Regions from separate parts of the Homo sapiens genome. Here region 2 is linked to region 1. The links are chromatin contacts, found by Hi-C or POLR2A ChIA-PET in ENCODE. All regions are on one chromosome and are shown on one strand. The core of a region is the stretch at or near the end of the contact, and the rest is flanking DNA. Distances in the headings are between cores, read along the strand shown. Region 1 has its middle 6.7 kb from the start of NOS2. Region 2 holds the start of VTN (vitronectin).

What was found. Hi-C counts contacts between places; a loop is a spot of excess contacts on that map. ChIA-PET counts read pairs that join two places held with the same protein, here RNA polymerase II (POLR2A). Pooled maps may share reads with other maps.
Region 2: a pooled map shows a loop between it and region 1 (4-fold over the local background). The contact joins the promoter of VTN here to the enhancer-like site in region 1. A Hi-C loop is called at or near these places in 7 of 50 pooled maps. POLR2A ChIA-PET finds 5 or more read pairs at or near these places in 2 of 52 experiments (OCI-LY7 and activated naive CD4-positive, alpha-beta T cell).

Annotation. Positions count from the first base shown.
Region 1 is chr17:27,803,705-27,810,664 of GRCh38, forward strand. No RefSeq gene overlaps it. Among named protein-coding and RNA genes, the nearest start is that of NOS2, 6.7 kb to the left of the region's middle. RefSeq lists promoters at 1-5,113, 1-6,960, a cis regulatory region at 183-322, enhancers at 1,759-2,053, 1,781-2,828, 2,020-2,040, 2,364-2,423, 2,454-2,693 and 4 more and a silencer at 5,030-5,192. Within about 2 kb of position 1,932, at least 13 of the 41 ENCODE cell types and tissues checked have a DNase peak (open chromatin) inside an H3K27ac peak, as active enhancers do; they include OCI-LY7, where a contact is called at or near this core.
Region 2 is chr17:28,365,044-28,372,617 of GRCh38, forward strand. VTN (vitronectin) reads right to left here and starts at 5,264. Exons shown (of 8, transcript NM_000638.4): 1 at 5,097-5,264; 2 at 4,884-5,003; 3 at 4,464-4,808; 4 at 4,246-4,385; 5 at 3,829-3,985; 6 at 3,478-3,630; 7 at 2,672-3,016; 8 at 2,241-2,438. The coding sequence starts at 5,160. The coding sequence ends at 2,326. It overlaps SEBOX (SEBOX homeobox), which reads right to left and starts at 156. Exons shown (of 3, transcript NM_001080837.4): 1 at 78-156. The coding sequence starts at 108. It overlaps SARM1 (sterile alpha and TIR motif containing 1), which reads left to right and starts at 6,651. Exons shown (of 9, transcript NM_015077.4): 1 at 6,651-7,459. The coding sequence starts at 6,990. RefSeq lists silencers at 6,384-6,713, 7,034-7,203.

The DNA of each region.
Region 1 (6,960 bases), core at 682-3,181:
CATTGAGCAAAAAGTCAGCCAAGTAAGAATTTATTATCCTTGCTGGGAGTCAGAGAGTAACAATTTCCCTTTTGACAAAGAGCAAGTGGATGCCAGGACTTGCCTTCTGAAGTATCCTTCCTCAGACAGGTCCCCGTCCCACCACAAACACCTGCTTTTAAATTCCCGGTCCTCTCTCTCCCTTTGTAACATTAAATTCATGTATGTATTTTTAATTTTTAATTGGAATAAATTTCACATAACATAAAATTACCAATTAACTATTTTAAAGTGTAAAATGCAATGGTTTTTAGAATATTCACAATGTTGTATAACCATGACCACTATCCCAATCCTCTCTTAACCGGCAAATAGGAAGAGGAGGAGAGTAAAAATAGTGATAATGATTGTGATGATACACAGAGGTTAGGAGACTCACCAAGGTCACACAGCAAACAGCCTTCAAGCCGGGACAAACAGTGAGCTTCTGGTACCCTCCCCAGAGCGCCTGTCTGCAGGGTCCAGGGCTGGCCCCCTCCTGGAGGTTGGCAAGTCTCCTACGGCTTCCTGGGCCTGCACGGCTGCCTTCTTCTTGGCCCTGCCCACCCAGCAGGCCGCATTCCTGGCCTCTTCTGATGATGGATGCAGCAGGTGAATTCTGCTGGGGAGAAATCAAAGAGCACCTTGAAGGGCAGGCGGGGGACAGGTGGGCCCCCCGGAGGGTGGCGATAGAGGTTCCGAGGCTGCTGTGGAGAAATGCCCTCCTCCCTGCCTTCCCAGGCTGTCCTAGGCACCATGCTGACAGCAATCAGCACGGGAATGTCTTGGGCTCATTATCCTGGAATTGATTTTCCACTGGATTGATTTGATCTGTTTCTATGCCAGGCTGTGAAGATGGTTCAGATCCAGTTAGCCCTCGGAAGTTAGCAACTTTGAAGGCTTTTCTACAAAAACAATTGATCAGAGCTAACGTTTACTGAGCAAGGCACTTAAACATACCAAGCATTTAATCCACACAACAGTCCTATGGGGTGGGAATGATCACTAGCCCCATTTTATAGATGGGGAAATTGAGGCTAAGCAAAGCCAAATGACTTGTCCAAGACCACACAGTCAGGTGGTGGCAGGGCTACAACCCTGGAGTCCCAGCTTGCACTTGCTCTGGTGCTTGCTCCATAAATACAGCCAGGCCCTGGGCTTTCCATTTATTATCTCAGTTAATCCTCCAACAACGTTGTGTGGCAGGTACTATTATAATACTATCCCCAATTCACCAATAAGGAAACCGAGACACAGAAAGTTTGAGCGACCAGCTCAATGTCACTCAGTTTGTAAGTGGCAAAGCTGAGGACTGACCCAGGTCTGAGACCTTGACTGGACCCCACTTGTGCGCCCACTGTGTGCTTACCCATTTTGCTACAGGTGAGTACACCCAGGGGCAAGGAGAGGTGACAATGAGAGAGTGGGAAACTGAGATCAAGGTAGGAGCTGAGGATTACCTGGGGTTGAATGTTCTCCCCTCCATGTCAGTGTCTGGTGCCAGCTCTGTGCAAGGCCATGGAAGGAGGAGACGGAGTTCCTACTGTGTGCCCCGCCTCACAGAAAGTGATAAAAATTTTATTTTAGAAATATATTTAAGGTTTAAAGAGAGCCAGTTTAAGGTAAAATGTTTAAGCAAATAACAGTATAGGTGCATGCAGATGTGACACAAATGATAAAGGTGGGACGTGAAGGAAACACAGGGGCGTGGCTCTTACTCTCTATTTGTGTGTGTGCATGTCCCGTGGCGAGTCACGTGTCCTGTGGGGCCTTCACTCCACTCAGCTGTCAAAGGAAGGCATTGAGAAGAGGCATTCCTGGGACCCTCCCGGTTCTGAGGCCCTAACAAGCTCAAGTCCCCAGACCGTGAGCCCTATGTCATTTGTCAAGTGACCACTGGAGGGCGTGAGTCACACAAATTCCAGCAGCTCCGAAGCTGAGGTCTTCCCCGGTTTCCACCACCTTGCCTGACTCGGAGATGACGGAAGTGAAGTGAAGGGATTTTTACTGGAAACGCCCGGTGGTCACTCCAGGATGGACAGGCCCAGGGTGGACCAGGAAGGTGGACAAGCTTTGCTGAGTCCCTGGAGTGTGACTCAAGCTGGCTGGTGCAGGCCTGGCACTTTGCTGCTGTTTCTTTTAAAAGCCTCGTTTCTTGTCAAGCCTCCCCAGAACACCCTCCCTTCCCTGCCCTCCCGTTTTGCTTCCTGGGTGCCCGTCCTTCTAGGCGGAGAAACAACAAACAGAGTGGCACCTGGGGTAGTCCCAGGGTGTGATGGTTCAAGGGGCAAGATTCAGGGGCAAGTAGTGTATCTGGGAAGTGCAGGGGACATCAGGAGGGGAATGAGGAAGTGAGACAGAGAAAGGGAGGCAGCTGGTAAAAGTACTATAGGGCAGCTTTCACGATTTGCAACCAGACTCAGCCCCACCAGGGAACTTGAAAAATGGTGCAGAAAACAGGGCTTCAAATGATCCCATCCAAGGGGCCAGGGGCTGGGCTACTGACCCAGCAGTTCCAGAGCATCACTCATTGAGGCTGCTCCCAGGGAGGTTAAATTCCCAAGGCCTGCTGTGGGCAGAGCAGCCTTCCTTGGTTCTGGGAAAGCCCTCTAGAATTCACAAAGTGCACTGGAATGAGACGAAGACAGACGTCACTGCTACAGGGGGTTTAGAATTGGGTCAAATGGAGGAAGAGAGGTACCTCCTCCCCAGGTACAGCCTCTGAGGGTGCTGGATGCTGATCCAAGAAGTTCTAAATGCCAAGAGCTTCAGCTAAGCCCACCCTCTTGTATCCTTCCCTAAGAAGCGCTGCATCTTTGGTTAGGCCACATAAGCCCTCCGGGCCTCCCTTTCCTCAGTTAAGGGTCTCTGAGGCCTTTCCAGCTGTGGTATCTGGGCTTTCTGAGTCTCCCCACCTCATACATATCTGGTCTTTGATGCTCTTGGAAAAGTTATCTTCCCCACCAGAGTGCCCCTGAAAGGCAGAATGTAGCAACGACTGGCAACTTCTGCAGAGCCTGACCACTGTGTGCACAGAGATGTCTGGAGCATCGCTCTCTACGAGAGCCAGAAACAACCCAAGTGATCAGCATAGAGAAAGGCACACCAGGCCAGCTTTATAGTGTACCATTACGTGGCCAAAAAAAAAGTGTATTAAGAATTTTTTGGCCAGGTGTGGTAGCTCATGCCTGTAAATTCTAGCATTTTGGGAGGCTAAGATGGGAGGATTGCTTGAGCCCAGGAGTTTGAGACCAGCCTTGCCAACATGGCAAAACCCTGTCTGTACAAAAAATACAAAAATTACAAAAATTAGCCAAGTGTGGTGGTGAACACCTGCAGTCCCAGCTACTCGAGAGGCTGGGGTGGGAGGATCGCTTGAGACCAGGAGGTCGATGCTGCAGTGAGCTGTGATTGTACCATTGCACCCCAGCCTGGGCAACAAAGTGAGACCCTGTTTCAAAAAAAAGGATTTATTTAGCTGGGCATCGTGACAAGCACCTGTAGACCTAGCTACTAACTGAGGTGGGAGGATCACTTGAGCTGAGGAATTAAGAGACCGCAGTGAGCTATGATTGCACCATTGCACTCTCCAGCCTAGGCAACAGTGAGACTCTGATCTCTTAAAAAAAAAAAAAAAGAGTCTTTATGATAAGAAATAATGTTCATGATATCAGTAGAAAAATGATAACCCCTAACATGTAAAATAAAGACAGAAAAAATGTGAGAAAAAAATACTAAAATATTAAAAAGTGGTAGAATTATGGGCAATAGTTATCTTTTCTTTACCCTTCTCTGTATTTGCTATCTGTGCATATGTTAGTTTTATAATATAAAAAGTGACTCCTTACTTTTTGAAATACTATCTCAGACGTGTGGCTGTGCCAGTAATTCACCTTTCCCAAAGGAAAAGAGCCTCTAGCACCCATTTTCATTACAGGAGGCACAGAGAGGGCGGCTGCCCACGCCCCTGGCTGTTCTGCAGGAGTTACACCGGTTTTCTGAGCATCGTCCGTGAGTTTTCCAAGCTGGGCCCTGGGGATCCAGTGGTGAGTGATGGCAGACAAGCTGGCTGTCTCTCTCCCTCCCCACTCTGCTGCCAATAGAGATGGCAAGATGAGTCCCAGAGCCTGTTGGAGGCGGTGCATTTGGGGGACAGGGGCTGCCTCCTTAAAAACAGAGTGGAAACCAGGGGGACAGGCCAAGTGCATCGAAATGCTAGGACGGTTGGCCAAAGCTGAGCGGCTCACTCTTGAAACAGAGGTGGGGTCTGGCTCTTGGTGGGTGAAGGAAGAATTGGAGGAAGGGAGGAAGGGTAATTCCTCCAGCAATTTGAGTGGGAGGCTGTGGGGGGCAAGCTATTAATAACGGCAGAGGCCACTGTCAGGCAGACTCAGGGACAAGTCTCAGGCCTGCCACCTAAATTCATCTGTGGGCATTGGAGAGGTTACTTTTGGTTTCAGTTTGCTTATCTGTAAAGTGTGGATAATCACAGAGTCCCCACCTCCTCAAGCCTTGGGGAGGAGTAGCGAGAGGATGTACGCAGCACCTGCCCTGCAGTTCAGCTTGAGCACGCTCCTATCTTGCCAGAGCCGGAGCGTAGCTGTAGCTTTAGCAGAGCAGCAGCACCGAGCTGGCTGGCTCTGCCTACTGCTATTCTCCCAGCACCTGGCACATGCTGGAGCTCAAGAAACAATGCCCAGCTGACTGCCAGGGCCTTTTTAATGTGTTATCTCATGCATTCCACACCACCACACTGTGAGGTGAGCTGTGTCAACCCTATTTTACAGATGACAAAATTGAGGCTTAGGAAGATTAAAGAATTTTTCCCAAGATCATACAGCTAAAGCTGCAGAACCAAGATTCAGGTCCATTTGATTCCAAATGCTTCTGGGAGGAGCATCTTAGGGACACCACCGGTCTGAGGCTCAAGGCAGCCCTCTCTCACCCAAGACCAAGCTCTTGTAGACAACAACTGTTTAAAGGGCAAAGACAGCTCCTGGGGAAGAGGCAGGAAAATCAATGAAATGATCTGTGATGCTGTCAGGGCCCTGGAGGAAGGACTGAGCAATGCAGGAGTTCCCCAGGGGCTCCCGGGAGGGCCCAAGAGGCCAGGTGGGGGCGGGGTTGGGCAGGGAAGCCTGGGGGAGTACTCTCAGAGGAGGTGACAGTCCCCAACAGGAGGAAAGGCTGTCCTCCTGCTGAGCTTACAAGGGAAGCTCCCATGCCGGAAGGAAGAACCTTGAACTTCTGCTTCCAATACCTGTGTCTAGCCTGTCTCATCCTGGCCTGCATTTCAGAGCTCCCCCCAACTCCAGGAGCTCTCTAGTAAGCCATGCCTTTGCACACACTGTTCCCTGTTGCTGGAATGTCCTTCCCGACAGCTCCCTAGCCCACCCTTGCCCTGACTCGAATCCCCTTCAGACTCTGCTTTACTTCATGGCATTGTTGCCTCTAGGGGCTCCCCTGACCCTCCATCCTCAAGCCCCTTGGGGTTCCCCAAATCCCTTAGGCTCCCCTCTCCTCAACACTGATCCCACTGTTTTAATTGTGGTCTCACTGCTCTGTCTCTTTTACTAGACACAAGCTTCCCAAGGCCAAGGTCATGTCTCACATCTCTGCAGCACCAGCAGCATGCTTGGCCCAGACTAGGTGCTCAGTGGATTTTGTTTTGTTGAGATAAAAAGTCACGTGCCATTAAATTCCCCCATTTAAAGAGTATAATTCAGTGGTTTTTAGTATATTCACAAAGTTATGAAACTATCACCACTATCTAATTCCAGAACGTTTTTGTCACCCCAAATAGAAACCCTGTACCCATTAACAGTCACTCCCTATTTCTTACCCCCAACTCTTAGAAACCACTAAATCTACTTTTTTTTCACTATAGATTTGCTTATTTTGGATGTTTTATACAAATGGAATCATATAATATTTGGCCCTTTGTGTCTAGCTTGTTTCACTTATAATGTTTTTGGGGTTCATTCACGTGGCATGTTTAAGTTCTTCATTCTTTTTATGGCTTAGTAATATTCCACTGTATGGATATACCACATTTTATGCATCCATTCATCAATTGATGGCCATTTGGGTTGTTTCTATTTTTTGGTCACTGTGAATATTGCTGTCCAAATATAAATGTTTGAGTACAGGTTTTTGTGTGAACATGTACTTTCAATTATCTTGGAATAGAATTGTTGGGTCATAGGGAAACTTTATGTTCAACTTTTTTGGGGTACTGCCAGACTATTTTCTGAAGTGGCTGCTGCACCATTTTATATCACTACCAGCATAGGAAGAGGGTCCCAATCAGTCCACATCCTTGACAACACCAGTAATGGGCTTTCTTTTTTGTGTCATATAGCTTCTAGTGGATGTGAAGTAGCCAATGGACCATTGACGAATGAGTGAGTGACAAACGGATGGATGGATGGATGGATGGATGGATGGATGGATGGACATATGGGAGTAGATACCTGACCCTGAGTTCTGAGCTCTGATTTTGGTGGGACAGCCTGCTTCCCTGAGGACCTGCATCAAGTAGAGACATAGCAACCTGCAGCCTGCCCCTGACCATCGTGGTTCCAGATGTCCAATCTGCCTTCGTCCTCGGTGGCTCTTAAGCACACAGGTGACCTGGATTCCCCTAAGCCTGTGGAAGGCCCTGGAGGGGGCCCCATTCTGGGTGACACAAGTTTTATTACTCATCAGTTTCAGTTTCTTCTTCTGTGAAATGGAAGGAGAAAGAGAAAAGTCACACAAGTTTCTGCAGAGGGTGTGGCACATAGCAGGTCCACAATAAATAGGAGTTTCGTTTTTCCAGTCTGTTTCTCATCCAGTGTGTATATAAATGCCACTCCACTAATTATCTACTGGAAAAGAGCTTGAGAAGTGGGGCAGTGGAAAGGAGGGGGGACGGGGAAAGCCAGGCAAGAGATTTACATA
Region 2 (7,574 bases), core at 4,014-6,513, 560 kb after region 1:
TCCCACCCCTCTCCAACCGTCCTCATCCTACCATGGCCTGCGTTCTCACCCTGCCCACACTTCCCCCATCAGATCACCTGCTGAGGATGCATCCACAGGGCTGGGCATGGAGCTGGCAAAGGGTAAGGTGCCAGAGGGCCGTGCCAGAGGGCCATGCCAGGGCTGTGCCCACACCAGACCCCCCCATTTGGGTTTTATCATGCTCAGGGTGGCTGGCCCCGCCTTCAGGAGTGGAGAGGTTTAGAGTCCAGCTCAAGCAAGGCAGAGAAGTCTCGGTGGGGAAGAAGGGAGGCTGGAGGCCGGGTTGGGCTTATGAGGGTATGGGTGGGGCAAATTGTATACCCCCTGCCCCTCCAAGGCCTCGCAAAGGAAGCTGGACCCAGCATCCCTTCTCAAACCTCAAACTGGCAGTCTGTGCCTGAAATCCTATACTTCATGAAAATCCTCCCAGGGGTCCTTCCAGGCAGCCAAAGAAAACCATCTCTCCAGTGCTCCCAGGCACTGGCTGCCCCTTCTGGAGCCCTTAGTGCTCTGAACCTGGCTACCTTCAGGGGAGAGGGAGTGGAGTCCTCTCCCACAACTGGGGACTGGGCTGGTGAAGTGGGACAGGATGAGAAGGATGGTAGGGTGTCAACGGGATGAATGGGAGCCAGCCGCTGTCAGCAGGACTGGGGAACAGATGTCACCACCAGATTGCCCTCAGGTCTGCTTTAGAGCTTTGCCTCATCTAACCCTTTCTCTCTCTGGCCCCTCAAGAGCCAGATGGACTTCCTGGGGTTCGGAACCTGGAACCAGAGGAGGTTCCACAGGTGCAGTTGAGGGGTTCTAAGAAAGATGATAAAGATGTTTATGTGTACAGTATTCTCTTCCTTGGATATATTCTGAGCCACTTTTTCTTAAATTTTGAAAATTTTTTTCTTTTTTCTTTTTTTTTCAAGATGGAGTCTTGCTTTGTCACCCAGGCTGGAGTGCAGTGGCGTGATCTTGGCTCACTGCAACCTCCACCTCCCGAGTTCAAGCAACTCCACCTCCTGCCTCTTCCTCCGGAGTAGCTGGGGTTACAGGCGCCTGCCACCACACCCGGCTAATTTTTTGTATTTTTAGTAGAGACGGGGTTTCACCATGTTGGCCAGGCTGGTCTCGAACTCCTAACCTCATGATCCACGGGCCTTGGTTTCCCAAAGTGCTGGGACCACAGGCATGAACCACCGTGCCTGGCCTAAATTTTCTTTTTCTCACTCTGTTGCCCAGGCTGGAGTACAGTGGTGTGATTTCTGCTCACTGCAGCCTCAACCTCCCAAGCTCAAGCAATCCTCCCACCTCAGCCTCCTAAATAGCTGGGACTACAGGCACACACCACCCATAAGTTGCCCAGCTAACTTATTTATTTTTGTAGAGATGGTGTCTTGCTATATTGCCTAGGCTGGTCTCAAACTTCGGGATTCCAGCAATCCTCCCACCTTGGCTTCCCAAAGTGCTGGAATTACAGGCATGAGCCACCATGCCCAGACAAAAATTCCCCCCCTTTTTTATTTTGTTCTGTTTTTAGAGATAGAGTCTCACTCTATTCCCCAGGTTGGAGTGCAGTGGTACAATAATAGCTCACTGCAGCTTCAAACTCCTGGGCTCCTGGGCCACTTTTCCACAAGAAGTGTGTGCTTTTGAATTTCCTTTCAGTTTCTGCCCTTCACTATCTCTCCTGGTCTTGCTGCTCCCCATCCTAGACCCTAGACAGAGACCTCAAGAAAGGCTCACCCTAGGGGTGGGTTTGGGGAAGCACAGTGACTGGTTCCCCAAGTGCTCAGGAGTCAGAGCTACTAGGATTTCAGATCAGGATGGACAAAAAAGCTGAGCCAGAACCCCACCAACTCTTGCCCCTTCTCTCTCCTCCAAGACCCTAGTCAACTCCAAGGGGCAAAGCAAGCCTCACCCACGGAGGCTGGCCTGGTAACTTTGTCATCATCAGAGGAGTTCAAGTGTCTGCTTAGCTGCTGGTGGGTTGCTGGGGGCTGCTTAGCTCAAGAGGAAGGGTAGCTCTCAGGAGGCCTTCCCCAGCCCCAAACCGGTTCACAGAGAGGTCCTGAGCACAGAGAGGTCCTGAGCCCAACATGGGTTGGACACGGCGAGGCCCTTCTCTGTCCCTTCTCTGTCCCCCTCACCAACCCATTCTGACAGTCCAGCTTCCTCTCCTTTACCCAGACAGGGATGTGTCTACCCCAGTCAGAACAATAATTTTAAACTCGGGGCTAAGGGACCTTTATTGGGCTGGGGGAAGGAGATGGGAGGAGGGAGCTACAGAGGGCCCGGCCATGTGGGCTCTGACTCCTACAGATGGCCAGGAGCTGGGCAGCCCAGCCAGTACTGAGCGATGGAGCGTGGGTAGGGAGGGTCCACAGTGTCCACTCGCCGTGTGCGAAGATTGACTCGGTAGTACTTGTCTGGAAGAGAGGAAAGCAGAGGATGCGTGAGGCCCAGCCTGGCCCTGCCCACTCTTCCCTTGAGAAGTCTAGGGTCTCTCCCAGAAGGGAAAGTGAACATCCATGATGCAGCTAAGGACTTCTGGCCTGGCTTTCTGTGGTCACTACTTGCAGGCTGCGTTCAGCCCTTGTGCACCAGGGACAGCAAGGAAAACCCAAGCTAGACCAGCTTCAGGGGTGGCAGCGGCTCCTACCTCCAGAGAAGAAGAAGACACTCTGGATGGGTTCACAGGTGGCAGGCACAAGCCAGTCCATCCTGTAGTCATCATAGTTGTTGGCTCCCAAGTTGCTCTCCTCACTGGAGAACAAGGACAGCCACGTGGCGCGGGATGGCCGGCGGGAGTTCTGGTTGCGGCCACGGCTGTGGCCTCGTTGTGAACGGTAGCCTTTGCGGTTGCGATGCCTAAACCTTTGTTTCTTGGCCAAGGAGGGGCGGGGTGCCATGCCTGAGATGTAGATGCGGCCAGCCATGGCTGCGTCCACTTGCCCTGGCACACCGTGCCAGTCCCGGCTAATGAACTGGGGCTGTCTGGTACCAGCTGTGGCAGGGAAGGGGTGAATGAGAGGTCTTGGGGGTCCGAATCTTGCCCCTTCCAGCGGGGCCATTAGAGTTCATCTGCTGCACCTTGCCCAAAGACACACAGCAGCGAATGGCAGAGCCAGGCCTTTGACTCTCAGTCCAATTCCCTTCCCCCTGTGCTTTCCCTCCACCATATCACTGGTGTCTCGACCCCACCCCCCCAGGCCCCCTAAACTCCTCAGCCACAGCCCCTCCCTCTGCTGGCTGTGCTCTCAGCTGTGCTAGGCAAAGTCCAAGGTGTGGGGTCCAGGTAGAGCTGAGCTTTCCCCAAAAGGTCAACAGAAGCAAAGTCTGGCCTGAGCAAACAGACTTTGATCGATAGCTCCACAACCACAGCCCCCTCCAGCCGGCCTGGCTCTACCAATACCAAGGGGTTTCAGCCCTTTTGAGGGAGAAGCAAGACTTGCCCTCTCTCCATACCAGAGGTTCTGCCCCAGAAGAGAAGCTCGAAGATGTCCTCCCAGCTGTCCCGCTGCATCATGGCAAAGTGTTCAAACACAGCCGACAGGGAGCTGCCTTCACACTCCTCCTGACTGGGCTGGTGCTGGAACTGGTACTCCCAGTACTGTTTCCCTGAGGAGCAGGGTGGTGGGCATTAGGAGGGCTGGGCCAGGGCAAGACTGGAGATCCCAGAGGCTGTTGAAGTTAGGATCTCCCAGCATGAGGTGGGGGTCAGGGGTGGGCACATGCTGAGGCCTGTCCCCAGTGAAATGTGAAAGGAATCCAAGACTGCTCCACTGCCTGCTCAGTCTCCCACCACCCCCTGAGTACCCTTGAAGAAGTAGACCCGCTCCCGGCCACTGTAGCTATGGGCAGGGAGGGCCAAGGCTGCATCCACGTTGTCCGGGATGCCATCGAAGCCGTCAGAGATATTTCGGGGGTAATCAGGGTCCAGGACACCATCCTCAAAGCGCCAGTACTGACTACCCTAAGAGGTGGGGAAAGTGAAAAGGGGTATGGAGGCCGCTGGCTGGGCACAGAGGCAGAGTCCCTTGCCCTAAGGCAGCCGTTCCCAGGTCCAGGTTCACTGCCCAGGACCTGGAGTCTTGGGGCTGCCCTGTGCTCACAGAGCTCCCACCAGGTCCTGCAGGGCCCTGGGTCCAGCTTCCCTGTCCACCCTGTCCCTGGGAGCAATAGCTCTCAAACCCTCCCTAGATGCTTTCTACCCTGGCCCACAGCCCCTGGCACCTTGAAGAGGTAGGTCTTCCCCTGACAGTTGATGCGGGTGAAGGCGGCATCGATGGGGCCCTCGATGCCCCAGACATCTCGGATGAGCTTGGGGTACCCAGGCCTCACTGCCTTTTCGTCCAGTTCATAGCAGTACTGCCCTAGAGTGGAGGAGATGGTGTGAGAGCAGGGACGCTCCTGGGGCAGACCCGCATCCCCAGTACCTGCCCTGGATTCACCTCGGAAGGCAAAGAGGGAACCGTTCTTGAGGTCGGTGAAGGCGTCGAAGGGCTTCCCACTGCACAGCTCCTCCTCTGCTGGGGGCTGAGGTCTCCCTGGATGAAGGGTCTCAGGCCTTGAGTCTATCCCCTCAGGCTTAGAGGCGCCCACCTCAGGCGCAGGGGCCTCTTCCTCAGGTTTCAGAACAGGTGTCTGCTCAGGATTCCCTTTGGACTGGGCCTGGAGGTCAGAGGTCAGGGAGGGGCCCCCCACCTGTTCATGGACAGTGGCATTGTTTTTCTCCTCGCCATCGTCATAGACCGTGTACTCATCCTCCGGCATAGTGAACACATCCCCGCGAGTCACTGCAGAGAGTGGATGGTAGTGAGTCTCCAGCAGCAGGGGGCACCCCAGCCCACCCACCTGGGCTCTGAACACACCTTGGGGCTTGCACTCAGCCGTATAGTCTGTGCAGCAGCTCTGGTAGTAAGAGCAGAGCTCGTCACACTGGCACTTCTTGTCCACGTTGAAGCCCTCAGTGCAGCGGCCCTTGCATGACTCTATGAGGAAGGAGTGTCAGTCGGTGCCACCAAGCCCAGACCACCCTCGCCCTCCCTACATTGACCCAGATGGCCACCAACACTCCCCTGTACCTTGGTCAGCCAGAGCAACCCATGCCAGCAGGGCCAGTATGAGAAGGGGTCTCAGGGGTGCCATGGCAGGGCTTCTAGCTCAGTGCCTGGCAAGCTGGGCTCTGGTCTCCCTGAAGTCTCCGCTCTGATGCCTGAGGAAGGGAGGGAGAGGCAGAGACAGGGAAGGAGGGCACTGGAGAAGAGGAACTGCCTTTTCTGCTGCTCTGTTTGCTCAACCTCCAGCCCATCCCCTCTGCCCCCTCCAGCGGCTGCTGCAGCAAAGGTCACATTCCTGGAACACTGGGCCTGGGCGAGCTGGGAGATAAGACCTTTGCCAAGCTCAGAATCATTAGGTCATCGGAAGGGGAATTAGCACCGTGGATCTGGAGGGCAGAAAGAAGGCTCATTGGGCAACAGCTTTATCTCTCTGAGTCTTAGTTCATTTTCAGTAAAATAGGATTAACAAAGCCTTGCTTCATGGGGTGTTGGGAGATTACATGAACTGGACCAGACAAAATGCCCAGTAGCTGGAGCAGCCACAAATTCCTTCTCCAAACATAGCTATTGATCCATGATTGTTTGATCAGACACATCCCTGGCTGGGTGCTCATTCGCCATTATTTATTTAGGGCAGGAAAAAGGGAGTGGGAGGAGAGATTGTAAGCACTCTGGGGAATTTTATTTTTTAGCATAAAAGAACAAAGTTTCATTTCTGGGTTCTTCTCTTGGGTGCATCAATCTCCCCAGGCTGGAAATTTGGGTAAATATCAACCCACTGGACTGGATTTAATTTCTGAGTCTTTTCTGAGCAGGCCACTCCCTGTCCCCAGGCTCAGTCTCCCCATCTGTAAAGAGTGGGCTTGTTCAACACACTTTTAGACTCTCGAGAGAAATATGATCCCTCTACCTGGAAAATGCCCACTGGCATGAAACACCTGATTTTGTGCCCAATTTCAGGTGTCCACAGAACTTCTGAAATCCTCCCATCACCTGAAAAAAGTGATCCTGAGATTTTAGCTGACTTTTTCTGTTCTGTAATCAGAGGGGACTGTGATTTGGGCCAATTTCTTCCTCATGGGCTTCAGTGGAGTCAGCTGTGGAATGGAACATCAATTCCCACCCCATAGGCATGTTGTGAGGTTTCGCTAAGAAACAGCCATAAAAGGGCCTTAAGAGTTATGATGATTGTTTTAACCATTTAGTAGGGAGGGGGCATCCAGCGGTGTTGCTCCCACGTACCGATGTCACGTGGGGCGGGGAGGCGGGGCGGAGAACGGAGAGCGTCCTCTCATTCTCCACCCCCTTCCTCCAAGTCCAGCGCAGGGGGAGGTGGCTGCGACTGACTGAGGGGCTAGGGAAGGCTGGCCAGGGGCGTGGGCGTGGCTGGGGACGGCTTGGGGGTGGGGCTGCGCAGGAGGCTGGAGGAGCCCCGCGGGACCCAGAGGCGGGGCGTCGGCCCGGGGACCACTGCTCCTCCGGGGCGTGGCTGCAGGAGGCTGGAGGAGCCCCGCGGGACCCAGAGGCGGGGCGTCGGCCGGGGACCGCTGCTCCTCCGGGGCGTGGCTGCTGCCGAGCATCTCCCAGCTCAGCCGAGCCCGTGCCCAGGCCACGCTTTGTTCCAGCCGCCGCCTCCTCTACCCTACGGCGTCCGGAGCCATCCCTCGCCTGCTCGCTCTCTCCTTTCGCCCACTCCCTGCATCTGGGCCTGCATCACCTTTGCCAACCGCTCCCCCGATCCTGCCGACACTCCTCCCCCAAACTTCTGACCGGCACCCTTGCCTGGTACCCTTCTCTCCATTCCTCCCCCTCCATCTTCTTTCCCCGACCCCTCTCGGGTCCCTCTTTTCCCAAAACCCGGGTCTCTCCGCGTGGCCCCGCCTCCAGGCCGGGGATGTCCCCCGCGGCCCCGCGCCCATGGTCCTGACGCTGCTTCTCTCCGCCTACAAGCTGTGTCGCTTCTTCGCCATGTCGGGCCCACGGCCGGGCGCCGAGCGGCTGGCGGTGCCTGGGCCAGATGGGGGCGGTGGCACGGGCCCATGGTGGGCTGCGGGTGGCCGCGGGCCCCGCGAAGTGTCGCCGGGGGCAGGCACCGAGGTGCAGGACGCCCTGGAGCGCGCGCTGCCGGAGCTGCAGCAGGCCTTGTCCGCGCTGAAGCAGGCGGGCGGCGCGCGGGCCGTGGGCGCCGGCCTGGCCGAGGTCTTCCAACTGGTGGAGGAGGCCTGGCTGCTGCCGGCCGTGGGCCGCGAGGTAGCCCAGGGTCTGTGCGACGCCATCCGCCTCGATGGCGGCCTCGACCTGCTGTTGCGGCTGCTGCAGGCGCCGGAGTTGGAGACGCGTGTGCAGGCCGCGCGCCTGCTGGAGCAGATCCTGGTGGCTGAGAACCGGTGAGCGCGCCAGGCCGGGGTTGGGAGAGCGCCGCGTGGTGTGGACAGTTAAGCGCCTGCGTTCCCGTGTGCCTTGCGCCGTGCCTTTGCCTCCCTCACCTCTCTGACTGCCTGC